Regions from separate parts of the Mus musculus genome. Here all the other regions are linked to region 6. A link is a loop called in an ENCODE intact Hi-C map of the cell type or tissue named here. Cell type or tissue: heart. All regions are shown on one strand.

Region 1 (4,000 bases), 220 kb before region 6:
ATGCACACACATGTATATATAAACATGACAAATTATGTAAAACACTTCGTTTGTATTTCACCTAAATTAGCTAGCAATAGTGTAGTTTAGCTTCAGGACTTAAAGCAATTAGAGAACTGGCATAGAAATTAAAAAGGTAGTACTTTCAGAAATATCCTTCTTACTGTTACCTCTGAAACTGAAAGCAAACCCCACTATGGTTATGGTATCTTTTCACAGCAACAGAACACTAAGACAACACATTTTTAAAACATGTGTAAGTTTTTTGTCTGCTTGTATGTATGTGCACCATGTGTGTGCTAGTGCCTACAGAAGCCAGAGGGAGCTGGATCTCCTGGAACTGAAATTACAACTGTGAACTATCATAAGGGTCCTCTATAAGAGTAGCAAAAGTGCTGTTAACAACTGATTCATCTCTCTGCCCCATTCATGTCACCTTTTACACTATATTGTGAAAAAATGCCAACTTTACAGTTTATGAAAAGATTTTATTTGATGAACTTGGTGAAAAGTTCTGATCTGTGAAGACTAAAACCATTGTGGAACTACTACTAAATTTCCATTTTACTGAGTGTCTTAAATCAAAAGCATAGTAAGAACCCAAAGTAAACAACACAGCTGTTCAATACCCCAAACAAAAAAAAGTATTAAACTCTTACATTTTTCCTTGCCTTTCTATTATTAAATTAATATAAATTCTATAACCTTAACATGCCCATGTTAATGTGATTAGTCAATCACATTTAGAAGTAAATGAATTATGAGAAATTACTGACACATCAGTTTCCTATTCCCTAATACTATTGTGTTTAAAGCATGTTCTGAAATAGCTTTTTGTTTCTTGACTAACACCATACAAGCTCCACTGGCAATTCATACAGTAGATTCTTAATTGATTAACATGATTTTCCTAAAGAAGAACTTATTGGAAATAAGTGTGTGTACAGAAGAGGCAATATAACAAAGCACAAAAAAATGAACTTAAATCAAAATACCTAGATTTATGTCTGTAAGTTATAAGCAGCATGTTTGCCAGAGTGCATCTCTGGCAGATTACTTTGAGAATGACTAAAACTGGCGAACTCGTTTTATAAAGTAGTATGCTATTAAGAGTTAAGTATCCTGTATTTAAATTTATTTTCAATGGAGTTAAAAAAGTTTTTCCCTCCAAATTTTACTATCTTGGCTGACTTTATTAACTGGATGGAATTTTAGTAAACTATTATTATGTCATACCCACTGAAAAATCCACTTATGAAACTGACAATGAATACTGAACACTAAGGGAAAGCTAGTATATGTAACTTGTTTACATGTATGTATACATTGTCAAGAAGCTAAAAATGTCAATTTGTTTTTAAAAGATTAACTTCATACAAATTTTAGAAATGAAAAACTGTCCAATACTTTACTTTTTTGACCTTTTTTGCTTTTATCTGCTTAAGTCCTTATTTGCTATTTTATATTCCTACTTGAGAACTACCTTATTTCTTTAAACAGTAAATCCCCTTTGTGATATTTCATGACAATGAAATGGCAGGCAGCAAAATTATTAAATTTTTCCTTCTTTTACTATGTTACGATTTAAGTTTAATCCTAAATGCAATACTACATATGCTATGCATCTTGGACTATTTAGAACCTGACTAGATTTGATTTACTAATAGAAAATCTACCCATCTCTACTCAATTTCTTATTCAAAAATAAACTCAAAACATAAAACAATAGTTCTGTAATTTTTTTAGGACTCCATTTCTCAATTTACTCTTCTTGTATTGATGACCTTAGGATATATTTTTATTCGATAATCCTTTTTACTGATGTCTGTACCACAATACATGGATGCATTTCAACTTAGAAGTGTAATATTTTACCAGTTAACCAGAATATAAGTTATAATGCACTGACTCTCAGTACTGCAGGGGTACTTATGTCTAGGAACATTTCTGGATGTCAACAGTGAGGTAAATTTCTGGCATCTGGTAGGAAGCCAGGGATATTTCCATAACAAATGATTCCCAAACAATGTGTTACTAGGACCATAACCTGTATAGGGATGTGATGAAAAATCCTGTTATGGTACTTCTAGAACTGAAGAGGAAAATAACTGTTGGGAAGAATTTGCTTTCCATTGTTCAAGATCTTGATTTCCTGCCTTAAAAATTAAGGAAAAAAAAAATCTCAAATGTCTTCTAATTGTATTCTTTATAAAAAAGTAAAATGGACGTTTGAGAAAAGTTTAATAAGGAGGAAAATAAAGCATTAAATATTATAGGATGCTTGATTTGGGCTTAAACTACCTGCTTCATCAGAGTAAATATTAAATCGGTCTCAAAATAATAGTGTATTATGTATTAAAGAAGGCACACCATATCCTAGTCCTTATCCAGTAGGTGGCACTCAAAACCAAGAAAGCAAAGAATCCATTTTAATAAGACCTAATTCCTACTGTATGCTTAATAAGTAAAACACCCACAACTGATAGATGCTTTAGTTACTTTTTAAATATGACCAAAACCACTCTACAACCAAATACTTGTAAGTCAGGTTGATGTTTAAGAAAGTATAATTTTATACTTAAGAGATAGGATCTTATTATGTAACTCTGGCTGTCCTGAAAACTTGCTATGTAGACCAGGCTGGCTTCAAACTCATGCCTCTACTTCTTGAGTACAATTATTTATTTTAAATGACGTCTTATGTTGCCAGAGTTGACCTGAACTTCTAAAGGGCTCCATATGGCCCCCTGCTGTCCCCAATAATTGTAAATTTCCACACACCTAAATGCCCACTACTGACCCTGGTGGGAAAGTATCTTACTCATCAATGGACTATAATAGCATACTGAAAACAAACTGTATTAAATTTAAGACATATTTAATTATACCTCTGAATTAGCTATGAGAAATATTAGAATACCAGCAATGAGCCAGCACACAAAAATTTGCCTATTTTGTACAGTACCATACTTCATTGTATTGGAAAATCCACATATCAAATATAGCTAGAAGCTGAGAATAGTTATTAAAGATTTCAGGATTCACATTTTTGAAATGTAATTAAATCACTATGCTAAGCAAATTCCCATGTATGCTACAAATACTGGCCAATAGATAAAAATCTGCAGTTATCAAATGTTTAACCCTAATGTAGTGAGAAAACGGTCCAATATTGTGCGATTTAAATTATTGTGATAGACAAGTACCTATTTCACATTATAAATGCTTAATTTGAATTCCAACTTAAGTTAACATCGGTCATAAGTAGTATAAATTTCTTCCTTTACCTCTAAAATGGAAAAAAATTTTAAACGAACATGCAACATCTAACGGATTTGTGATTAAATGGCTATCAACGTTTGTTTTCAGTAGCCCAAGCTAGCCTGGCAACGCCTCAGTCAGTCTGCTGGCGGCGGCAGCGGCGATTACAGCAGAGCTGTCCGGTCCCGCTTTCCCCGACCCCCGCCCGGCTCAGGCCTCTGGCTCCTCCCCCAGCCCACGCAAGCCAAGCTCCCGCAAAGCCGCCTCCACCCCACCCACAGTCACCAGGCGACAGGGCCCGCCCTCAGCCTCCCGATAACCACGCCCTCCGGGTCCTTTCCACGCCGCGGCCAAGCCGCCAGGCCGCAGGACCCGGCGCGGCCAGCCTAGGCGCCACCTGGCGGAGGCGCCCGCGCTGCGGCGCTCCGACCCGGAAGCCCGGGCGCTCGTGCGGAGGAGCTGGGCCGCGGGGTGGGGGCTGGGCCGCGGCAGGCCTCGCCTAAGGCCTGCTCCTACGGGCACCGCGGCCCAAAGGCGGGAAAGAGCCGTCACGTGACGCCCAGGCCGTGCACGTGGCCCACCCCGGGGCTGCCCGAGGTCCCCAGGGCTGCCCGCCATCTCCCCGCAACCCCTCAGTGCTGGTGTAGGCCGCAAAGGCAGCAAGGCCGCCACTCTTGTCCTCCAGGCCTCACCCTGGGGGCTGTCCGGTGGGGGAGGAACCCAGAACCGGAAATATGAA
Region 2 (4,000 bases), 90 kb before region 6:
AGTTACATCTGAAACCTGTTTATCTTTTAGTATGAAGCCCATTAGAAAGGCAACCCTGTCTACTTTTTCTGAATAAGAGATCTAGTTGCTCTAGAGAAAACAAGGCCTGGTTTTTGTATATGAAATTATAAGGCCCCAACTCAATGTCTTTCTTAGATCCCTAGAAACAAAGCCCAGCATGGAGTTCTTTGTTCTTTTGCCTTAGGCCTGAGAGAACGATGACCACTGGGTGACCCACCCAGGCACCTGACCCATAGTGTAAAGGACCAAGAATGTTTGCCAAAGATAACCTGTAACCTTTCCATGAGAGATGAGCTGTAATTCACCATCCCCATTTTTACGATGTTTACTCAGCTTCCCCATTCTTTGTGGTCTTATCCTCCCCTCACTTTGCAGTTTATTCTTTAAAAACCCTCGACTGCAACTGCTGGGGGTTGATCTCCTCTGCCCCTGTGTGGGTTATGAGCTCGGCCTCAGCATGCTGATTCCCGAATAAACCTCATGAGAATAAACCTCAAGAACGGTTTCTCTCGTGTTATGGGGGCATCGGCTCATTCCAGGACTTGAGTGAGGGTCTCCCCGAAATGGGGGTCTTTCAGTTGGGGGCTCGTCACGGGATTTTGTGGCCACCCCATTTCTTGGAGACCCCTCTTGGAGGTAAGATTCTGTCTTTGTCTGCCAGCTGTGTCTAAATTCGGTACTTTTGGTTTTGATTTGCAGTCGTCTGTGCTTATGAGAGCAATGAACTCCTTGTCCTTGACGGAAGGGAGATGTGTCAGGGGATAACTGGCTGCCACCCTGGGAGATGTCCCAGGAGGTTGGAGGGAGCTCCAGGGACGCCTGGAGATTTTCCATCTGGGTGCCACATTGGAGCCTGAATCCCTCCTAAAGAGGAGAGATTTTGTGCCCACTCCGCCATTTAATTCTGTTTCTTGGTGTTGGAAGTCCCGCAGGAGGCGGGTCCTGGTTTCAGTCTTTGTAATCTTTTTGTGTGTTTTGTTTGTCTCCCTGTACATGACTCAGACAATGGGACAGACCATTAGCACTCCCCTTGGACTGACTCTTGACCATTGGACTGAAATTAAGACTAGGGCTCACAATCTATCTGTAGATATCAAAAAGGAATTCTGCCACTGATGCATTGGCCAAAAATTGCGACCACCCCTCACACCCAAGAACCGACTTGGAGGTATGGGGATGCTCTCTGGAATGTGTGCTTGCCGACTGGAGTCTCTGTTCTGAGTGTCTGTTTTCTGTAACGAACGAGCACTTCTTGTGTAGGTTGGTTTGTCTGTGTCTCATCCTTTGCTTCTGAAGCATGCCACAGCCTGAGTTTGGATCCGTCTGAGTTTATTCTGATCACCTGAGTTTTGGATTCTGATCCACCTGAGTTTATACTGATCAGCCTGAATCCCGTTTAAAAAATGCCCTTGGGGATGCTCTGTCTGTAGGGACCTTCGTCTCATTCGTAGGGACCTTTGTCCCGTCTTTGGGGACCTTTGTCACATCTGTGAGGACCTTTGTCCCATCTGTGGGGACCTCTGTCTCCTCTGTAGGGACCTCTGTTCCATCTGGGGGGACCTCCATTCCATCTGTATGTCGGTAGTGGTACTGTAACCTTTTGTTGAGAACCGGCCGTCTGATTCAGGGACCTTCTGGGTCATTTCTCTGGTTTTGGTCTTTGTGTTTGTTGACAATTTGTGTGCTGTTTGTATTCTTTGTGACTAAGACGATGAGACAGACTATGACGATGACACCACCCCTCCCCCCCCCCCCCCCCCAGTTTGACTCTTAACCATTGGACTGAAGTTAGGACTAGAGCCCATAACCTCTCTGTGGAGATTAAGAAAGGACCTTGGCAGACTTTTTGTGCCTCTGAGTGGCCAACTTTTGACGTTGACTGGCCACCAGAGGGAGCTTTTGACTTGACTAAGCCATTATCTTTCAGGAAGGACCAGGACCTCACCCTCACCAACAGCCATACATTACAGTAATGGCAAGACCTGGTCCAGAATCCTCCACCTTGGGTCAAGCCTCAGGTGTGCCAGCAGAAGCCAGGCTCCCAAGTCCTGGCCTTCTGAAAACCCATGAAAGAGAAAAAGAAAAAATAAATAGGCAGTGTCACTTGGTCTTTGGAGCCCTGCACCTGTAGTTAGGAGTCTAGTGTGGCTGGAGAAGCCCTGCTAGGAGCTGATTGTGAACGCTGCTCTTAAAGGGACCAGCAGCTTCTCAAGTTCTTTGGTAAGGGAACTGATGGCTGTTTTTCCTACAAAAATCTCTGTGCTTGTGATTATTGGATTCATCAGGTAACAAAGAGCTCCTCTCTTGAAACTACAGCTAGAAAAATTAAGAATTTTGTTTGGTTTAAATAAGCAAATGCATGCAGCCATTTCATTTTTGTTTCTGAATAGTTTTAAAGGTATAAATATGTTTTATATGTCTTGGTTATAGATTATTGGCTCATAAGTTATTGGTTATGATTAAAAATTTGTACCATTGGTAACAGAAAGTTGGCTTAAAACTGATAACTCTGGGTTGGAGTAATTTAGAACTACAACATGTGGCATGAGACAACCCTAGGAAACAGGTCTCTAAAGATATGCCTAAATTGGGTAATACTCTATGTAATTCTTATCCTAGAAACCAGACTTATAAAAGATAAGACTTAGGGCAGTGTCTATTTGAAGTATTGGGGGCTGCACCTTCTTGTGGTTGTGTGCAGGAACAGGCAGTCAAGCTTTGTAGCAAGTAATATTTTTGGTGTTGATTTTTACAGAGAATAGATTGTTTACACTGTTAAAACTGGGTTTTGCTTCCCAAAATTGTGGTTGTGCTCTGGTGTTACAAGAGAAATCGAAAGTGAAGGCTTCTCCTGAATCAGAGCCACCAGCTAATCCATTGGCTCCTCCAAAAATCTATGAAGCCTCCTGCGTGGCCTAGTCCACTACCTCCCTCTTATCCACAGCCTCAACACCCACCTCAGGCCTTTGCGATGCTTTGTTTTAACTAAACAGTAGGATTCCCCTGGTCCGCACCAGTTCTAAGTCAGCTGCTAGGTGCCTGCTGAGGCGCTCGGAACCACGGCCCGGAGGGGGGCAGACCCCACGGGGGGGGGGGGACACTGACACAGAGGTCCCGGGATACCTCCCCCCCCACCACACACACACACACACACACACACACACACACACACACACACACACGCACCTCATGGCCGCAGGACAGGCAGAGGGGAGGGGAGAGGACAAGGCCAGGGGGCCCACACAGGCACCCTCCGAGCTCCCCGAGAGTGGCCATGGCAGCAGACTCCCTGCGGGTACACTGAGCTGGAGACTGCAGAGTCTGGATGGACTCCAGTGGACCCGTCCAATCTTCAACCCCTTCAGTACTGGCCATTTTCCTCTGCTGACCTTTATAACTAGAGAACTAACCACCCCCTTTTCTCAGAGGATCCCCAATGCCTCACAATGTTGGTGGAGTCCCTTATGTTCTCTCATCAGCCTACTTGGGATAATTGTCAGCAGGTGTTGCAGTCACTCTTCACAACCAAAGAGCAAGAGAATTCTGTTAGAGGCTAGAAAAATATCCCGGGAGCCGAAGGGCGGCCTACACAGCTACAAAATGAGATCGACATAGGATTCCCTTTGACTCGCCCTGGTTGGGACTACAACATGGTTAAAGGTAGGGAGAGCTTGAAATCTATTGCCAGGCTCTGGTCTCCAAGGTTCCTCAAAACAGCCCACTAATTTGGCTAAGATAAGAGAAGGTATATTACGAGAGAGAGAGAGAGAGAGAGAGAGAGAGAGAGAGAGAGAGAGAGAGAAGAAAGAGAACAAGAGGGATTGTAGACAAGAGAGAAATTTGACTAGAATCTTGGCCACAGTGGTAAGAGGGAAAAAAAGAGACAGGACCTAGACAGATAGGGAACCTGGGCAACAGAAGATCAATGTGCTTAACAGAATTAAGTGAGTTGGGTTCCAAGCCTCAGCTAAAAATGCTC
Region 3 (4,000 bases), 120 kb after region 6:
TGTGCTGCAAGTCTTGCTTCTCATTGTGAGGAAGTCTCCAGTTACTTTTCTCTCTTAACTAACATCTATGTGTGGTTACTCCAGACCTGAGAGAAACAAATGAAAAGACAGTGAGGCTGGTTCGGTTACTTATAACTAATTAGGTGTTTCTTAATCACCTTCCTCTCCTCGGAGACAAGACGCGCTATAAATAGGCAATGATAACAGTACTACTATGTTTAATTGAAATGGAGTTTTTGAAATGTAATTAATTTAGTAACAATAACTTTAAACAAGCATTCAGTGCTCTAGATGGCCCATAAACAGGAAAGAGTGAAGTTCCTGTCACTCTCAAAAAGTAACTTGCTCTCTGGAAAAAAAAAATGTCTTTAAGCAGCTCAGGTTCACCTTTCCTTTTGTAGACTGAGTCAGGCCAGGTTTGAGCCGTTCTCCTCACTATCCTGTAAGTAAAGTATGACCTCTAAGTTCTCTGTCTTAAAGCTCAGAGACTGAAGGACACAGAAGGATCCGGCCTGGGTTACATATCAAGGCAGAAACCAGTAAAGACTGTATCCCACAGGACTGTCATGGCGGCCCACAGATCCTGTCAAAGGTTCCTCTCAGCTCCCAGACTGCCCATCCCTTCACTTAGCCACACCCCTTCACTTAGCCACACCCCTTCACTTAGCCACACCCCTTCACTTAGCCACACCCCTTCACTTAGCCACACCCCTTCACTTAGCCACATCCCTTCGTGCTGTCCCTGCTCTAGAGGATATTGAGTGCACTGTGCACCTAAGTTCCAAGCTGCCTGGACTGTGCTATAGTTAGTTTAGAAAAGCAGAGGGTAAGAGGCTGACATGACCAAAGGCCCAGCAAAAGGATGGTGTTTCTGAGCCTTCATCTGTAAGGTCAGGACGTTGTAAGACACTTCCCGCAGTGCACTAGTTTAATGTGTGAGAATACACATACAATTCCCCAGAGTGATCACCTGAACATAACAGGTTGATCGTTAAATGGACTATTAAGAGAATTGGTACATTTTATATGTACATGAATTTGCTTTCCTGGTACTCTCCATATGGAAAATCACAACAAGAAACACTTCTTGAGCTGGTAGAAATTATATAGCTTGGGTGGGGTTAGCTTTATAATCGCATGGAGTTCCTTTTCAGCATATAAGTTCTGTTTCAATGTTCATATTTCAACATTTTTGTTTCCCTTGTGAATATAATATTGTGCAGAATTAGAGATAGTACAAAATCAAATCTAAAATTCTTTACATTTTTGGAAATTCTGTTTGAAAATAACATTTTTTTTAAAAAGCACTTTTATTTTTAATATTTTGGTTAAAACTGAACTGAAGTTTAAAACTCAGGAATTTAAAATGTATCTAGGAGTTTATAGTGAAATAAATATCTCAGTACACCGATTTTATAACTATTTATTTGGGGACAGTTAGAAGCCCTGGATCTTTTGAGCCCTTCTTTGTTTCTCTTAGGCTGTTCTGTATAGCAGGGTGTGCTCGTGGCCCATGTGCATTCGAATTTAGATCTCCAAGCTGCACTGTTGGGACTCTTGTGGGGTTTGCTGTCTACATCTCCATCCCTGCCCAACTGATTTTCTTTGAGATTTTCTTTGGTTTTTTTCTTTGAGGAATGAATTTTTCTCCAAGTTTCCTCTTTATGTTCTTCCCCTTATCCCAGCTTCCTTCTCTCCACCTTCCTGCCTAGCAAATGTGTATTACTAAGGACTTCTAGTGGCTAACTCTGGAAGTGCTTCTCAGAAAAAAAATTACAAATATAAACAGTTAGTCTATCCACTTTCATAAACTATCACTGCAACTGGCAAGAATCTTGCAAGAATCCTGGCTGGCTTTTAAAATAATTCTGACTGCATGATACTATTCATTCTTATAACACTTTTACTGAATTCAGTTGATTATTTCAGTATAAAGAACCTGTGCTATAATGTGTATTAAAAGCATTTGATGTTACCTTCTGTTTATGAGAGTCAGTTCAGAAACTGTCTTGAAGTTTCATCTGTAAATGAGATTTCTAAATATGCGAATGAATTTAGGTGTACATTAGAGTGATAAGTGATAGAAATAGTTACTGTGGTCAGAGAGGCTTTTTATATTTTGGAATTCCAGCCATATAAAATGGAGTGTTATTGCTGTGCAAGCTGCAATCTAGTGCATAAGAGGTTCGGGACGTGCCGTGGCTTGGATGAAGGTTTTTGTGCCATGAAAGTCTCTTCTAGTCCCTGAAAACCACCCATGGATGATATAAAAGGTTAGAGCAGATTGGAAAGGTAGAGAATTCTTAGCTTTCTGGGCTGGGACCAGGGGCTACTCACAACTCCCAATCCACTGCATATTGACTTATCACTGGACATCATCTCCCGCAAGGTGTGAGAACAACTGAGTGCATTATGGAAGCAGGCTTGTGTGATACCACCACTAAGCTTAGGTTGAATATGACAGAAAATGGATTAAAATTGCACTTCATTAAAGCAAGCAAGAAAAAAAAATCTTTAGAAGTATTCTCCCTCTGTACTGAGTGCTGGGATTGTACTTGATTTGAAAATGCAAATTTGTTCCCAATTGATACGTTTAAGAACATTTTGCAAATAACTTAAAATTTCACACTTCCTTATGTGCAGTTTTGTCTGTAAGTAACACTAGGTGAACCAGAAAACGGTTCCCGGGTGAACTGAGTGTTAAGTCCCTGCCAGTTCCCTGGGTTCCGTGAGTCTGTTTGAACCTCTAGGCATCCATGTGTGTTACTGTGATCTGACTGGTCTGTGAGATTTCAGGTGCCCTTCTTGCAGTACCTCACAGCAGCTCACGGCACAAGCTGTAGCCTTCAGTGCCCACTTCTGCTTCAGGGCTTTTTCAAGGTCTGTTGTGCTGCTGTCATCTGTTGGTATTTAGTTGATTTGTGTGGTTTTAGGTTTTTCAGTGTTGTGCCCTTAACCTCACTTTCCTTATAAAGCCCTGTATTTTTAATTGTGCATTTTTATATAATGTAGTGATATTTCCAGGGCTGCATATGCAGCGTTATTACAGAACTGTTGATATTGCAGTTGCATTCTCCACAATTACCAGCATTACCAGATGTCAGTGCAGAGCTCTCAGGATGATGAACTCAGCTTCTGTCCAGAGACTCTCACGTCACCATAAGTGAACATTGCGTGATACCCTTGCTCTTTCTGGCCACTCCTGTGTTTAGAATTTGGTTTTGCTTTGTACTTGTTAACTTGGTGACTCTAGTTGAAGCATTACCATGAGGCTCATTTATCTTTTAACTAGTATTTTTTATTAATTATTTGAGAATTTCAAATAATATATTTTTATTATGTTCACCCCAACTCTTCCCCAGATCCATGCCCAGTCGCCCAGTCCCTCTCCCTCCCTCCTTCCTTCCCCCCTTGTCTTCCTCCCCTGCCCCCTCCTCTCTCCTATTTTACTCAAGTACTCTTGGGTATGGGGACAGCAATGGAGAGTATGTCAACCTCCTAGGAGACCCATAAAGAAAACTGACTCTTGCTCTTGTAAAGCTATTGCAGGCAATAACCCCTCAGGTAGGTAGTCCCAGCTTCGTGCTTTGCCGTCTAATGCTGAGATTTTCTTCCCAGCCTGAGCATGCACACATTTTGTTCATGCTATCATAACCACTGTGCATTTATATGTTCATCTGCTCGAGTGTACCTGGAAAGCACTGCTTACTGATAACTATCTGTCACCTCTGGCTCTTACAGTCTTTGAGCTCCCTCTTTCTCAGTGGTTCCTGGAGGCCCATTTATCTTTTAAAGTTCCTTCTTCACAAATTCAAACAAATTGTAGCCACAGTATTGGCAGAGAATATTTAAATTTTCCAAATTTCAGAGCTAAGCTTTGCCTAATTTCTAGCTAGTGATGGAGATCCTCACAAGACTTCCTCATTGCTCTCATTGCCTCCTTCCCTGATGATTATCTGTGATTGTGAAAGTTTACTTTGATCACAACACAACCTGCCTT
Region 4 (4,000 bases), 270 kb after region 6:
AAACATAGAACATCCAAGATAAAATTTGCAAAACAAGAAAATCAAGAAGAGGGAAGACCAATGGTTGGATACTTCGTTCCTCCTTAGAATAGGGAAAAAATACCCATGAAAGGAGTTACAGAGACAAAGTTTGGAGCTAAGATAGGGTCCCCAATAGAGAATCTAGAGAAAACACCCAAGGAGCTGAAGGGGTCTGTTCCCTATAGGTGGAACAACAATATGAACTAACCAGTACCCCCAGAGCTCTTGTCTCTAGCTGCATATGTAGCAGAAGATGGCCTAGTTGGCCATCACTGGGAAGAGAGGCCCCTTGGTATTGCAAACTTTATATGCTCCAGTACAGGGGAAAGCCAGGGCCAAGAAGTGGGAGTGGGTGGGTAGGGAAGCAGGGTGTCGGGAGGGTATAGGGAACTTTCGTGATAGCATTGGAAATTTATATGTATATGAAGAAAATATCTAATTAAAAAAACCCTTTAACTGAGTATCTGTATGACCAAAACCCACAGTCCATACTGCGGTCAGGGACCGCTCTGTAGATGCTGATTGCGCTCTGCTCACTGTGCTGCTCTAATGATAATTTCCAGATACCCATGAATAAGAATTCCTGCCGACTCATTTACAGCTAATAACTTTTGTAGATACTGGAATGAGTCAGAATTTCTCTCATATGTAGCTCACAACATCCTAAATAAAAACAGTATCTTCAATAAAATGCAAGGTCCAGCATTTAAATGTTTTCTAAATAGACCACTTTTGAAATTTAAGTCTTAATTATATGCAAAAGTAGATGTGCTCATTTTGTTGAGAGAAAAACATGGTATGCCTGTCTAATTTCCTTTTCAAAGGAGCTCAGGGTCCTGCATATGAGAGGTGGTTTGACTGACCTACGTCACTATGTTGGTTAGAATATGCTTGGCCCATGGGAAGTGACACTATTAGGAGGGTGGCCTTGTTGGAATAAGCATGTAGGCTGTGGGGGTAGGCGTTAAGAGACTCTCCACCTAGGAGGGTGACCCCATAGGAAAACCAGAAGTCTCAACTAACCCTGACCTCTGAGCTCTTTCAGACACGTAGCCACTAACCAGGCAGCATACACTAGCTGGTCCAAGGCCCCTGACACGTATACAGCAGAGGACTGCCTGGTCTGGCCTCAGTGAGAGAAGATGTGCCTAACCCTCCAGAGACATGAAGCCCCAGGGAGTGGGGAGGCCTGTCTGGTGGGGGTGGGGACATCCTCTTGGGGACATGAGAGTTGGAGGATTGTTATGTGGAACTATTCCCCCTCCAGGCCAGTGAGCTCCCAGGATATGCTGGGTTTGTGGCTCATCGAGCAGAGCATGGGCTGTCACCTGCCCTTTCTGTCATGCTGCTGTGAGACTTGTGACTATATACATTTTTGACCTGAGCACCGTGAAGCAGACAGCTAAGAGGAGGGAGAATAGAATTCACCTTAGTAGGCACTTTCAAACTCTGGAGCAAGTCTGTGGATAGGAACTCAGCTCAGTTAGGTGAAGCAGCTGCAAAGGTTCCTTCCAGACCTGCCCTACTGTTACTAGGCCTGAAGATCCTCTGATGAGATCAGCACTTTCATTCTTTCTGGACGAAAGCCCTGTAGATTAATGTAACTTTCTGGAAAAGTTAAACATAAAAAATTAGGTGCTCAGGACAGTTTTTGTTGTTGTTGTTTTTTGTTTGTTTTTAAAATCACAGTTAGATACTAAGGGCAAATAGGGAGACAGCATTATAACCTCCAGAATATGACTTTTAGCCTCGGCCAACTTTCATCTGCACAGAGTAGCTGAGAGCTCTCTTCTCCTCCTTTATCTGGCACATGTGTAATTTAGGGAACAAATACTACAGTTCAGTGTCGCTTTTTAAGAACACATAAATATTAAGTTTCCAGAAAGGCCATTGGAAGTAAGCAAATGTTATCAATGACATATTTAATCTAGCGTGATTCAAACCTATAGGAATCGCTGGCCAGGCGCTGCTAACACATCCAACTGTTTGACTTCAGCTCTCCTCAATTTGTGTCTATGCCTCCAGGCAGCGTTCACTGTGGGTACAATCTGGCATCTCTGCGTCCTCCAGAGTTGATGGAGATGAAGAGAGACGACAGGGGAAGAAGACCAACCAGGAGGGGATGATCGTCTTACTGTATCCCTAAGGGTAGCATCCTGCCCATGAACTTAACAGTTAAGGGGCAGCAATACATTTTCTATGAGTCTCTCTCTCTCTCTCTCTCTCTCTCTCTCTCTCTCTCTCTCTCTCTCTCTCTCTCTCTCTGTGTGTGTGTGTGTGTGTGAGTGTGTGTTGGGATTAAATAAATTTATCGAGGCAGTAAGAAGATAAAAGCCAGATTTAAAATCCCACTTAGAAAAGCAAACTCAAGATAGCACACTCTGCACTGTGCAGACAGCTTGTGAAAATGCTCCTTCTGCCACCCCATGCCTCTGTGGTGGAATTACATGAATGGAGAGACTACAAAGACAGAAGTCACGCACAAGAGTCTAAGTCTAGTCTCTCAGACCTTAGCTGACTCACCGGCAGAGAGACTATGAACAAAGTTCAAACAACTAATTTAATGTCATACCACAAATATATGAATTAACTTGAAATTAGATTGAAATTAGATTAAAATTCTTAAGTAAGTCTTCTAAAAAGCTAAAAACCAGTTGTGGCATCTAAGTTGATTTGTATCTATTTATGTCCATAAACTACATTAAGTAGGAAAGTGTATTGGTGCTTCAGGAAAGCCACTCTGTTCACTTTCTCTTCTACATCACCAACATACCTCAAAGCCTGAAAATGGAGCCCTAAAAGCTGCCTTATTAAAACAAAAATTTTCTTTTAATTTAAATGCTTCAGAGAAGGACAGGATCAGCCAGTCTGGAAAGCAACTGTCCAGCCAGTTGTTGGCCGCCCATTATACCCTCCCCTCACAGCCTCATCACAGTTAGAGTTCTTCATGTTAAACTTCCATCTTAACAGTGCCTAGAAGGGTGAACACAGAGTTTAATTCTGGCCAACAGGAGGAGAAAGCAAGCCTGCTGGGGATCTCCCACAAGAGGGTATGGCTGCTTCTATAGTGTCAACAGACGCTACAAGAGTCTAATGACTCTTGTATTGATGAGATATTTTTATTTACTTATTATTCCGCTTTACCATAAAAATTTACTATAGGACAATTTTTTAGACATTCCTTATATAGATAAAATGTTCATAATTCCAATTCTAGAATATGGAGTAAACAATGATCAAGCTGGCTATACTTCCAGAGTAAGTACTCCTTTTAATCTTTCTTCATTTCACTGTGTCATGACTAAGATTACGCTGATGGATTAACTAATGCTAAGATATTAAATTCTATTAATATGATCATTTTTAAGCTACCAAAGTGCACTAAGAGGATCCCCACCACCTGCGTTGAGCACTCCTGGCAGCTGCCCTATGCTCTTGCATGTCGGGGGACCAAGTCATCTACTCTGTGTAGTGCAGACATTCTGATTTCATATGCTTTGTAGAGGACCCTGAATCACAGACATGCTTAGATTATTGGAGGTTGGTATGTAATCATCACAAAGCAAGACAAAATACCTTGCAATTCATTAGGAGTTTAAAAATTGCTCCTGGTTAGTATATCAGTTTTAGCATTTTCCCTTATTATTTATTTTCTCTATCCTTAAATCTTAGCAAAATCTCTTAGGAACAGGTGATAATGAGAGTAGATCATGACTAAACAAGCACAACTCACTTAACAGTCAAACACGTGGCCAACACAAAGATTTCTAGAACTAAAAACTAGGTGTCGGCATGTAAAATAAGGCAAAATATCAGAACTTAATTAAAATCTCAATTTAATGAGGTAAACCTTCTTTTCTAGCTATTTAGAAGCTGATTATGGGATGGATCCCCGGATATGGCAGTCTCTAGATGGTCCATCCTTTCATCTCAGCTCCAAACTTTGTCTCTGTAACTCCTTCCATGGGTGTTTTGTTCC
Region 5 (4,000 bases), 290 kb after region 6:
AATATGTGACATATAAGTAAATTTTATTATAATCCATTGGGACTTTGTTCCATTTAAAAGAAATTATAACACTATCAAAGAACAAAATCGTATTAACCTATCCCATTTTGTATCAATCAATGATTTCCATGAATAAATGATAATCAGAATAAGAAATGTTGTGTTTCTAGATCTCAAATGTGTGAGAGGAGCACTGTGCATCTTTCTCCTACCTTTCCTGTACCCACACTGCCTAGGGTTGCCTACCTGAGTAATAAGTCATCAAAAAGAGGAACAAGATATCAAACAGACATTGTGACTATAACAGGACTGTGCTGTTGATAACCATCCAATTGATGGATTGGATCAATCATGGATTGATTCCATTCAATCCTAACCACTCAATGAAGAGCTCAACAGAAGACAAGATTGGGACTCAAGAAGATTAATTCATTAGTTCAAGGACCTGTGGGGTATGTGTGTTAGTGTGTGTTAGCATAAGTCAAACAGATTTGTTCAAGCTTAAAAACTATACCAAAATAAATAATTACATTTCTGAATCCTGGATGTGGCATTAAACCTCTCTATATAATGTTTTATTTTCCTCCTTAACTATGTAAACTAGCTTGATAATATTTTTGTTACTGTGGAAACACCAACACTTAGAAAGCAGTCTTTGTACGAAGTTCCCTGCAGAGATCTTCTGAAAACCTTTTCTTCCAGAACAGTGTTGCCTTGAGCTGAAGAGTTTTCAGAAGGAATGTTAGCACTGGCATGGCCTGCTAGGGTAAATTCGCAGCCCTCACTCAACTGAGGGCTAGGTATTCTCAGGATGTAGGTATAAGCTATGCAGTGTCCTAGAGCTGTATGGACCAGTGTACTATATTAGATATGAAGCAGATTGCTATGGTGCCCTGAAATCCAGGCTATGTTCTGCTTATTGAGTGGATCTCCTAGAATAGGCTATATATGCAGAGGTTCTAACTTCACATAAAGGCATTATTGGGATCAGACACAACCATGTCTGGATATAGTCTATCCTTTTTTCATTCCCTTTTCCTTTCAACACACAAAGCAAATGGCTGTGTCCCTTGGACTCTAGGACAATGGAAGTTATTTGTCAAGCATCTCTTAGGAGTCTCTGCTGGCAAATGTCTTGGAAGGAAGGTCAGAGAATGAAGAAATAGTATTATGCTCCTGTAATGTCCTACAGATAATATTTTTGTGGTTTTCTTTCCTCAAAAAACCCCAATGAGATGAACAGGTGCTACAGTGAGTGAGCTGAGGGAAACAGTGGCTTATCTAGTTCAGGGGATGCAGAGCATCTCCTGTTCCCTCTGCCCCAGGTTCATCTCACGGTGGCTGGAACCTTCTCTATCGGACTGACAAACTCTCTGTCAGAGTGTGGGGGCAAAGGGAATTCTAAACACATTCAGACAAAGGGCCAGTTCTGACTGAGTTGTCTTAGAGCCCTACAGCAAGAGTAACATCCAAGAAGGCAGGGACACTGGGGAACCCTGGCGCCAACAAAACAGTGTGCCCTGCAGCAGGCACACTGGCTTGTTCCATAATTACTGTTGAATATAAAATCTTGATAAAAGAAAAATGATGGAGAGTATTTTAATATAAATAGGATTAGTTTATTATATGCATATGAATATTTTAAATTAAGCCAAACATGATATGAGGTTTAATTACTATTTTATTATTCTCATTTTAGCTTGAATTTGAATGAAAGAATCTTGAATTCTAAACTTCCATGTAACATAAATATTCTCATTATAATGTATTTCAACTAAAAGGTGCAAAGAAAAAGATTAATGATTGTAATCTTAAATATTTATGTCTTAAAATCCCATGGGAAGTACTGAAAATGGATAAGCTTTTACTTCTTAAGCTAAACTAATGGGTAATATTAAAATGCTAGTTTTTGACTGTAAACTGTTATGACTCACTATTTATGGTGGTTACATTGTACACTGGTTAAATCGTATGGCAAAAATTTTAATATGAAGGCAATACTTAAAATATTTCAAAATCAGGTTGTGAAAAAGACAAGTGGTAATTTTTTAGGTGGAATATGGGTAGTTAAAACACAGAAACAGATCTTACAACAAATTCGTCAAATATTGTTACAAACAATTCATCCAGTAACAAAAGTCCTTCCTTGTGTCAGCCATCCTACAGAACATAACGTTGCAAATGACCTCAAACATAGGTTGAATCATATTTGGCAAAGAAAAAGAGTTTTCACTGTGAACAGAAAATCCACAAGGCCTGATGCCACCAAAGTAGGCCCTAAGAGTGAACTTTTGTTTTACACAACAGTGCCACTTAGTGGCCAAACTATGGTAGTGGACCAGTGTGCTGAATGGAGAGTAGGGCCAGTAACTGGGTTTGGGAGAGAGTTGTGACACTGTAAGTGGCCAGAATGGGGTGGGGCAGTACATGCCAACAAATGAGAGAAGAGGGAGGGAGGGAAGGAGAGAGGGAGGGAGGGAGGGAGGAGAGAGAGAGAGACAGAGAGACAGAGACAGAGAGAGACAGAGGATGGATAAATAGATGACAGACGGGTGATTAGACAGATGGTAGACAGGGAGGTGGCAACTGTACCTTGGAGGTCAGTTAGAGCCTGGACAGGAACAGAAACCTGAGCATCGCTTCCTGTAACTACGTCGCCTAGATTTCATAAGAAAAAATAATTAGATATGATAAAGGAAAATAGACAACCTTTTGCCTTTCATACTCAATATTATAATATTTTATCGAATTATTAAAATTTATAGAACAGAAAATACAGTGGAAACTTAGATAAACATCTGACGTGTCTTTAAAGTAAGCAATGTCTTTAAAACGATGTTTCCAGTGGAGAGTTTGTGTCTGTTTTTACTAAGGAAAAGTTCACAAGTTCCTACTATAAGTTTCTACTATACTGTGGATTGGAAACCTCAGTATAAAAGTATAAAGGACTTCTCTGAGGAGATTTTTATGGCATTACAAATATTAGTATGTTTTAAAATATATCTTCTAAAAAAGACTTATTCATATGGAAGTTATATAACACTTATTAACAGGCATATTTTTTCAAAACTGATTTCTTCCAATGTAAAAAAAAATATTTTTAAACTAAACTTTAAAGGAAATTCATAGGAAAGACCTAAGCAAGCTCTAATTTCATGTTACCTAGTGAAAATATTTCAAACTTACCACATGTATTTTCAAATGCATCTGTGAACTACATCCCTTTATTATAGGCAATTATTAAATTGAAACCATAGTAAATGCTTATAATAAAGCAGTGTTCCAAAAAAAAAAAAAAAGAAAGAAAGAAAGAAAGAAAGAACCAGATGGGCATATAGAAAAGAAAACCGAGCTGGGAGAGCAGGTCTTAGTGACCCAGAAGGAAGAGTAGGAGAGGAGAGGAGAGCCACCCAGACACTGCCGTCCCTCCAGCTCTTCTGTTTCTGGGGCAGCAGTGTTCAACAATTACCAGTCACAGCCGTCAGACTAACCCCTAGAGACGGCAGTGTCGAAGGCTATTTCGTGGTTACTAAATAGAAGAAAGCAAGTCTTTTAAAAGTCTCCAGGATTCCTGTGTACAGCCTATGACTTTGTAGGCTTGCTTCTTCTTCAGCTTTTATATAATACATGCATATGACAACTATGTATTCATTTTACTAATATATATATAAAGTACTAATTAATATACTATAAATAATATGATTAACATATATAATAATATACAGGATCTCACACACACACATTTTGGTAAAAATCGATTTTAAACGAGATAGCATCCCTCAGTGTTCTGGCCACTTAATGTACTCTGATTTGTAGCGCGGCCACACTGTGTCATTACTGCATTCCTATCAACTAACAGGACAGAGAAATGTTCTCCTATAACCAAAATAAAATTGTGAAAGGGACCACATCCCACAGAAAGGCTTTGGGTAGAAAGAAAATGGTCACAACCTAAGTTTCCATAATAACATTTCCTAAATTGATAAATGGTAGGCTCAAT
Region 6 (4,000 bases):
GCTCCTTTTCTAACTCTAACTTCTATGAATTTTACAATGCCATGAAAACACTTCAGCAAGGATTTTGGCATACTATTTACAATTTCTTGAATACCATTGCTCACGGAACAGGAGCGATGGAAAACAATCACTTAGTAACCGAAGAGGCACAGTCGGGAAGGAGGAGAAATAATTGCCTACCGCCCTGTTCGTGCCGAAGAAAAACTCTTCCTTCACTGAGCTTAAGAAACAGGTTGGGAGCCAAGAATTGCATGTCACAGGAACATGCCTCTTCCTGTCACCATATCAAGGTACCTAACGGTTGGCCGTTTGTGGAGCCAATATCTTTCTACCACATGTGTGACCAGGAGCTTGTGGGAGACAAGTAGTTAGGTCAGGGATGAATCGGAACCTGGCACGGGCCTTGGGCGTCTGCCATCATTAGTTACAGATCTGCCAAAATGCTTTGGGGAACGTTTTAATTTAAATGCCAAGTTTATTTCAACGAAATCTCCCTGATATGATCTGTTGGGAATCTAGAATGAAATAGACAGGTGTTCATTTTGAAGGGCATTTGTGAATTAGTTCTGTAAACAACAACCAAACAACCAAACAAAACAACAACCCATTCTGGGTGTTTGACCCTCAGGGTGCCCCTACTTAGCTCAGAACTCTCCAGGAAAGAGCTGAAGAATCTTTGTTAGCTACATCATTTTTTCTTTTGCTACTGTCATGTAAATGTAGAGGATTAGCGTCTACTACAAGAGGGGCAGGATCCTCCTGTGATGACTGAAAACATCAGAATTAGAGAACTTCTACAGGAAGACCCCTGCATTCTATCCTCTCTAACATACTCAAACACAATTATGACTATCAATCTAATAAAGCAAATGAAAAGCTGATTTGAAAGTATTTTTCTGTGAAACTGTCAGAAGACCAAAAATATATTTTGAGGCTAAACTAGGAAGGAGTTAATATGGAGGGGTGAGGCTAAAAAAAGAATTAAAATGTCATCTATCCATAAGAAAACATTTGTTAGTGGGTAGGCCCTATTTGACTTGCCCAGATGTTTACAAAAGCGTGCCAAGGGGATCAGAAGAATTAAAACACCCCAAGAATAACGAAAGGATTTTGATGTCGCATTTGAGGAAAGGGTGGACATGTTTATGAATGTAAAGCTCGTTTCCTTAGAGGCTCCTTGGCAATTTGCTACCATATTATGGTAACGAGGGCAAGGTCTCTAAGTTCTGTCCCAGGGGACTCTCAGGTACTCCTGGCCCAGGGAAAGTGCCTTTCCAGAAGATGAAATACAGTGAGAGAAAAACTGGGAAGCCAGAACCAGGCATGAAACTGGACCTCAGGGTGGCTGGGTTGGGGAGGTGGGTGGAGCCTCTGGTACCACACAGTGCACTCGTCCTGCTCTTCTGCCAATGGCTCTGCCAGGCTACACAGTGGCCCTGCGTTCTTCCTTGGCTCCAGGAATGGAGGTTTAAGGAAAGTATTTGCATATGAGAGCGACATGTTAATCATTGATTTTTGATCCTGTCCCAAACGATGGTCCTGATTTGGATGGTACCCACTAGGGGTTGAACAAGCAAGTCTCTCTAGTGTCAGGTTTAGGAAAGACACAGACTACAATGATAAACCTCCGTGGGACAACCCAGAGGCACCAAATAAACTCTGCGGAGGTCTTCTGTCTCTCAACGCCTGCCAGCCATGCCATCCCTACCCCAGATCCTGGCAACCTGTCGTGCTCATTGAGTTTAGCAGCCCAAGGACACGCAAGAGGATTGGTTTCTGTATGGGAAATGGGTTTGCTCCACTGAGGAAGCCCAGGGGGAGCAGGGTGGGAAGGGAGCGGGTTCCGAATGAAGGGCTGGAGCTGGACGCGAGGTGCAGCGGCCAAGACCACAGCCCCAGGACCCTCAGCTCGCCCGCGGCCTGCGGGTTCGCTGTCCCCCTCGGGATGCCTTCAGGTGACTGACAGCTGGCTGTGGCGTGCGCCTCGCTGAGCCGGCCTAGGAGAGCGACCACAACCGCAACGCCCGTGCCCGGAGCCCGGACGGGTCCCCTCGGCCTGTAGGGGGCAGCGCGAAGCCCGGGAGGCGATGGCCGCGGGTAAGTGGCGGTGGGCCCGGGGGCCATCAGAAGCCGCCCTGGGCCTCGGCTGAGCCCTGAAGGTGTGGGGGGGGGGGGGGAGACTGACGGGCCTGGGCGGAGCCGGGAACCCCGGAGCCCCGCGCGCCGCGCCTCCGCGTGTCGCCAGCGCCGCGGAGTGGGCGCACGTGTCCCTCGCGCCCCGCCGCCGCGAGCTCGTCGGTGAGCGCGGGGCCGGAGGGGACGCGGCGCTCGTCGGTGAGCGCGGGGCCGGAGGGGACGCGGCGCGCGGCGGTGGGCGCTGGCGCGCGCGCGTTATTTTTGGCGCCCGCAGCGGCGCGTGTGCCGGGGCGTGTTTTCCTTCCCCAGGTGCCGGCAGCGGGGGCGCCGCCGCCCAAGCTGACTCCTCTCTCCTCTCTCTCTCCCCGACCCCGGCAGGACCCCAGAGGTAATTCCGCCTGCACGACGTCCTTCGCGCCGGAGGCGAGCTCGCTGCACGCGCCACATCCCAACCAAAAAGAGAAAGAAAAAAAAAAAAAAGAAAAAAAAAGAAAAGAAAAAGCGGAAGAAGCGGCCGAGGCGGCGGCGGCGGCGAGGAGGAGGGGCCGCGCGCAGCGGCCCGAGGCGGCGGCGGCGGGGACGCGGGGACGCGGCTTTGTGCAGGCGGGTCGTGGGGCGCCCATGGCGGAGTGTGGCCGGGGCGCCGCAGGAGGGGCCCTGCCCACCTCCCCGAGCCCGGCCCTAGGCGCCAAGGGCGCCCTGAAAGCCGGAGCCGGGGAAGGCGGAGGTGGTGGCGGGGGAGGTCGCCTCGGCCACGGGCGGGCGCGCTATGACAGCGGCGGGGTTTCCAACGGAGACTGCAGCCTCGGCGTGTCCGGGGACGAAGCCCGGACCAGCCCTGGCAGGGGACCTCTAGGCGTGGCGCTCGCGCGGACCCCTAGCCCAGCTGCCGGTCCGGTCCCCAGGGACAGCAAACCGGGCGGCCTGCCCCGCCGGAGCAGCATCATCAAGGTAAGTAGGAGACCCGCGCGCGTCCTTGGGCTCGCTTTCCCCGCCCCGGAGAAGCTGTGGCGGAAGGAGGCGATGCAAAATGAGCCCACTGCGAAGGGGAAGCCAGGGTGTAGGGGTGTTTGGAGTGCTGGAGCAGGGATTGGAAAGCTGATGGCATTGGGAAAGAATGGAGAGGTGATCTGAGTGTGCAGGAGTGCTGTGCTCTGACATCCCCAGAGCAACTTGGGGCTGTCACCTCTCTCCAGATTGACTTGGAATTAAATGGCCTTGTACCTGCCTGGGTAGGACAGGCTTTTCAGAGGCAGCTTAGCATGGTGGCACACTCCCTGTAAGGTTTCTATTGTATTTTAAAGGACAGGGATCATGTGAAAATATTTTCTCAAAACCCCAGGCAATGAACATATATTATTTAATAGATTTCTTCTAATCTACTGGGTAATTGGTTGCCCCTTGCAAGTGATTGTATTTGGGGAATGTAAATACCTCTCCTTCAGTTACTCGGAGAAAGGGAACATAAACACAGATTTCCTCTTTTTTAGCCTCAAAAGCTCTGAGAGAATACAGTTCCGCACAATTTAATTCTTTCCTAGCTGCTATAAGCAGGCCTCTCCAAATTAGCAAGTTTCTTTGGAATGGTTTTTGCTTGTTTTTGTTTTTGTTTGTTTTGTTTTTCATGGTGCTATTTAGAAAGCCACCAGTTGTTTTGTGAATTTTAAATTTCAAGAGGTGACATTAAGAGTTTATGGTGGCTTCCTTCAAACATTGCAGTGTAGTTGCAACATAAAAATATTTCTTGTGACTCGAAGTGAAAAGAGAAAGTTGATAAGCTACGAAAAGTAGAACCTTGAGCCAGATCAGCCCATTTGGCTTGTTCAAATATGGAGCAAATATGGAATGTTGCTTTTTGAGACAT
Region 7 (4,000 bases), 130 kb after region 6:
TTTTTTCTTCCTCTTCAGTAAAGTACTGTTAGCAAAATGATGTTTTTATTTTTAGCCCTTTCTAAGCTAGTTCTCCCTACAGTATCCACCCAAATGCCATTTTGGCATGACATTATCCTACAGGGAGTCATACATTAGATTACCAGGGTGTCGGGATGCAAATCTGATCTCCACACTATGCAACAAGGCCATCACCCAAGTCTCCTACCATGTTGCCAGCATTACAGAAGACCCGTCATACTCCATCTGCTCCTACACTTAATAAATATGTTTTGAACTTCTACATGCATAAGGCTCTTAGTAGCTCTTGCATACCAAAATGTAGAAAATAAGTGAGCCTAGTTTTATCCTTTTGGAGTCTTCCAATCATGCACACTATCTGAAAATGTTCATGGCCAAGATGCCTCGTTGAAGCGACGCAAAGCCATTGGTGCTTTGAGCCTTTCAAGGCTAAACAGCTGTGTGTAGAGAATTTCAAAAGGCAGAATCGAATAGGGCAACTTGCAATATGGAGGAGCTTGAGAAAGCTTGAGGAAGGCACAGCGGTGCCTGGTGCACACAGGTAGTCCTTCTCCTGGCCTGTCCCTGCATAGTCAACCCCATCGAGTTTCACAAGCTCTCCCTTTAGTCAGACTCTCTGTGCTCCTCTGCCAGCTAGTAGTACTTTTGCAGTTACCCAGTGTGTCTGAAGACCTTTCATGATTCCAGGGTTCCTACTAAAGCATTCTCTTGGGCTCTTCAACTCACTTGTTTGTTTCCAGTTGATAGAACTTCAATTATTGTGCATTTTATTAATGCATTCCATCTTCTGAACAGGATAGCTTCCTACAACACCAACATTGTATATTGTTACACTCTGTATCTTACCCAAGACATCTGTTCTAGCCTTCTGTGCAGAGTGGTGACTTGAATGTTAACTAGCAAAAATGTGATTTGACTTTTATTAAGTATTCTGTTAAGCACATGTATAAGTATTTTTGAATTTTGTTGAATTTTAAGCGGGAACTGTTTATTAATTCAGTTATTTGATTATGTCAGTTTTGCAGATTCCCTGGTTGATGAAATTTGATTGATGTCTTCTATAATGGGTTTTTGGTTTTTAGCTTGATTTTAGTAACGAAATGCTTGCTCTACTAAGCAGAGTGTCCTACCCCAGGGACTGCTCTGGTGATGAATAGAGAGTGGCTGCTCAGTCAGTCTCCAGGTGTCCTAGGCATAAGGACATTACTAGTCGAGCCAAGATTATCTTTTGGTTGCCCTTGCTACCTACGTAGAAATACTTAGAGCCCTGGTCTTTCATTTCTCATGCTTACAGTTATTGTAAGGGCATACGATCATTAGTCATATGAAGACTTGGTAATTTGTACTGAGTTCAGAAGATGTCTGTATAAGATTTTGCTTTAGAAGTGATTCTTACAGTGTTTACAGAACTTCGGTCTTGGAAAGGAAGGTATAGGTCACCAAAATAAGAAAGAGCTGCCAAGTATTTCTAGCTTTTTAAACACAAATTTATACTCACATTAGATAACATTTCATTTAAACGGCTCAGTGAAAATAGGAATTCTGACCAGTGTGACCCCGGGGAGTCTAGGCTGGGGCTCCCTGAGGTTTAACAGATTTCAGGGAGAGAAATGTTTTCTTTGGTGTTAAGTAGAGAGGGAGTTGGGCAGGCAAGGTTTTCTCTCTAGTGAAGACCTCCAACCATGATGGGCTGGCAGTCTGTAGCCTCTCCTCCATCCAGGGAGACAGAGCCTTGCAGGTCAGAACTGGCCATGGGAACAGCACTGATGGGTGGCAAGGCTTCTGCAGTTGGTTCTTTCAGGAGAAGCTGGTGGCAGAGAGAATTTGGGGGTGGGAGGTGAGGAAATTTTTAATAAGGAAACTCTGTTCCTAGGAATATGTAGCACTCAGTGAAGTGTAAGATGTTAAAAGACACACACACAACACACACACACACACACACACACATACACACAACACACACACACACACACACATACACACAACACACACACACACACACAGAGACACATACACACACACACACAACACACACACACAACACACACACACACACACACACACACACATACACACAACACACACACACAGAGAGAGAGAGAGAGAGAGAGACAAAGACAGGCAGAGTTAGGCAGAGGAATAGGGCAGATCCTTTTCTGAGACAGCAGAGCAATGTGGTTTTTAGAGACAGGCAGAGAGTATTGCACAGGGAAGCCCTGCCTCGTGGGAACATCAGGGGAAAGGGCAAAGGGAACTTGGGACAGGGCTGGGCGTGGGTGTCCCTTCAGTCGGGGCTCAGCAGTGCCACCTGAAGCTGCAAACTGGGCCATGCGAGGTGGTGTGGGAGGCAGTGTCTGAACACCATGTGAGTAAAACCAAAATATAAATAGCACAGGGCTATTCAGGAATGAGTGTGTCTACATTAACACACCCTTTCTCGGGCGAGTAAATGGTCAGGGGCACAGGAACTGAGCAGGAACCTGCAGAGGAAGAAGCATCATAAAAAGTATTTTTAAAACATGTATAAACACTGATAAAATTTGCCAAATTCTAGAAAAAGAAAAAAAAATCCCCCTGTCATCTCTATTTCTTTTTCCGTGACCAGAGCCATAGCCTTGCTTTGACTGGCCTGGCGGTGCCTTGTTTTGCTTTTTCTCGTCACTGAATTGACTTGCTTCAGGACGGTCAGAGAACGCACTAGCAGGAAACACATGTTTTTAGCGGGTGGTTTTAAGCGGGAAATTGTCTCTGGGGGAGACAAAATCAATTACATGCTTTCTAATAAGAATGAACACCACCTTTGCTTAATTTCCACTCCCTCTTGAAACCTCATTAAAAACGACCACAGGGCCTTTGTCTTTTCTTCAAAATCCATAAAGACAAAGAGAACAGGAAGAGCAAGATCCCCAGAAACAGCTGAACACAGCAGTGGCCAAATAAGTGATAATTGCTTATCCGCAGCCTCAGGAGCTGCCAGAGGCTGCGTGGCAGCCATGGCCAAGGGCTGGGGGCTAAGCGGGAGGGATGTGAGAAGCAATCTCATTCCCACTGCAGACCACCTGCTTGGATGAGGAGTGCCCGGCAGTCAGGGAGCCAGTGAGGTAGGGAGAGGCGGGAACTGTCTCAAAGCTGGGTCAGGAAGCAGTCAGAGCTGCTACCTACCTGACAGTGGTGAAGGTTAAGAATGGCAGCCTCATCCTTCAGACAGAGAAGTCAGAGGTAAAGCTGGGAAACTTTCCAACAGCGTAACAATGTAATCATCTTACTTAGAAACAGGAACAGACTACTAAAAAGGGAAAACAAAAGTCAGGGGAAGGAAGGAAGGAAGGAAGGAAGGAAGGAAGGAAGGAAGGAAGGAAGGGGGAGAGAGAGAGACAGACAGACAGAAAAAAGAAAGAAAGAAAGAAAGAAAGAAAGAAAGAAAGAAAGAAAGAAAGACAGAAAGACAGACAGACAGACAGACAGAAAGAAATCAGAAGGTAGAACTGAGGTATTCCTGGGGTTGTGGCCTGCCGCCCTCCTCCCCCCACCCCACCCCCACCCCTGTGAGTCTTAGGAACACATGGTCTACAGGAGCCTTGGATGAGGCTCCACAAGGCCTGGCCCCTTGTCTCTAGGGTTCTCTCAGAATGAGTGTCTCAGGGATCCCGGTTCTTTCAGGATGACTGGGAACACTCAGAAATACACACAGCCACCCCAGGCGCCCTGTGTAGAAGCTCCAAGAGTACACATAGGCTCTGGCTACAGCATTTCTAACTGAAGGGGTAGAAGTCCTCCAGAGAGTGAAGTTTTGATTACCATTCCTCTTACCTGTCCAGAGGAACTTTTTCTGAGTCCTCTGCTATCTTAAATATGTGTTTCAAATTTTTATTTTCAAGTTTTGTGCTTGGGGTACATTTGTAGCCAGTCTATGACTTAACAGAGTGGCTCCCCAGAAGCTTCAAGCTTGGGGACGCCATTACCAGAGCATTGATGTTCC

Evidence for each region. A loop is a pair of places that touch in the nucleus more often than their neighbours do. Peaks named below come from ENCODE experiments on the same cell type or tissue, not always from the same donor. Only the 100,000 strongest peaks of a DNase experiment are listed, where the experiment ranks them.
Region 1: it touches region 6 in a loop (8-fold over the local background); 17 of 42 quality-filtered maps call a loop at or near these places.
Region 2: a loop joins it to region 6, with 2.6 times the contacts of the local background. A loop is called at or near these places in 6 of 42 quality-filtered maps.
Region 3: it touches region 6 in a loop (6-fold over the local background); 12 of 42 quality-filtered maps call a loop at or near these places.
Region 4: a loop joins it to region 6, with 2.9 times the contacts of the local background. A loop is called at or near these places in 5 of 42 quality-filtered maps.
Region 5: it touches region 6 in a loop (4-fold over the local background); 14 of 42 quality-filtered maps call a loop at or near these places.
Region 7: it touches region 6 in a loop (2.5-fold over the local background); 2 of 42 quality-filtered maps call a loop at or near these places.

Annotation. Positions count from the first base shown.
Region 1 is chr17:50,289,275-50,293,274 of GRCm38, forward strand. The region is part of intron 1 of Dazl (deleted in azoospermia-like); the gene reads right to left. Among named protein-coding and RNA genes, the nearest start is that of Dazl, 2.3 kb to the right of the region's middle. In heart, CTCF peaks have their summits at 2,398 (motif pointing right) and 3,639 (motif pointing left); a DNase peak (open chromatin) is centred at 3,567; H3K4me3 peaks cover 1,052 bases; H3K27ac peaks cover 741 bases.
Region 2 is chr17:50,417,120-50,421,119 of GRCm38, forward strand. No RefSeq gene overlaps it. Among named protein-coding and RNA genes, the nearest start is that of Gm31015, 5.0 kb to the right of the region's middle. In heart, a CTCF peak has its summit at 1,920 (motif pointing right); a DNase peak (open chromatin) is centred at 1,922.
Region 3 is chr17:50,627,188-50,631,187 of GRCm38, forward strand. The region is part of intron 3 of Plcl2 (phospholipase C-like 2); the gene reads left to right. Among named protein-coding and RNA genes, the nearest start is that of Plcl2, 120 kb to the left of the region's middle. In heart, a CTCF peak has its summit at 1,742; no DNase peak of the experiment used is centred here.
Region 4 is chr17:50,773,004-50,777,003 of GRCm38, forward strand. The region is part of intron 18 of Tbc1d5 (TBC1 domain family, member 5); the gene reads right to left. Among named protein-coding and RNA genes, the nearest start is that of Gm41598, 16 kb to the right of the region's middle. In heart, a CTCF peak has its summit at 2,459; no DNase peak of the experiment used is centred here.
Region 5 is chr17:50,793,334-50,797,333 of GRCm38, forward strand. All of the region lies in intron 17 of Tbc1d5 (TBC1 domain family, member 5), which reads right to left. Gm41598 (a long non-coding RNA gene) reads left to right here. Exons shown (of 2, transcript XR_876871.2): 2 at 171-257. Among named protein-coding and RNA genes, the nearest start is that of Gm41598, 4.5 kb to the left of the region's middle. In heart, a CTCF peak has its summit at 2,313 (motif pointing left); a DNase peak (open chromatin) is centred at 2,328.
Region 6 is chr17:50,506,851-50,510,850 of GRCm38, forward strand. It overlaps Plcl2 (phospholipase C-like 2), which reads left to right and starts at 2,697. Exons shown (of 6, transcript NM_013880.3): 1 at 2,697-3,087. The coding sequence starts at 2,758. In heart, CTCF peaks have their summits at 2,053 (motif pointing right) and 2,252; DNase peaks (open chromatin) are centred at 331, 1,881, 2,471 and 2,941; H3K4me3 peaks cover 2,500 bases; H3K27ac peaks cover 1,714 bases.
Region 7 is chr17:50,641,205-50,645,204 of GRCm38, forward strand. The region is part of intron 4 of Plcl2 (phospholipase C-like 2); the gene reads left to right. Among named protein-coding and RNA genes, the nearest start is that of Plcl2, 130 kb to the left of the region's middle. In heart, a CTCF peak has its summit at 2,330; a DNase peak (open chromatin) is centred at 2,347; H3K27ac peaks cover 1,076 bases.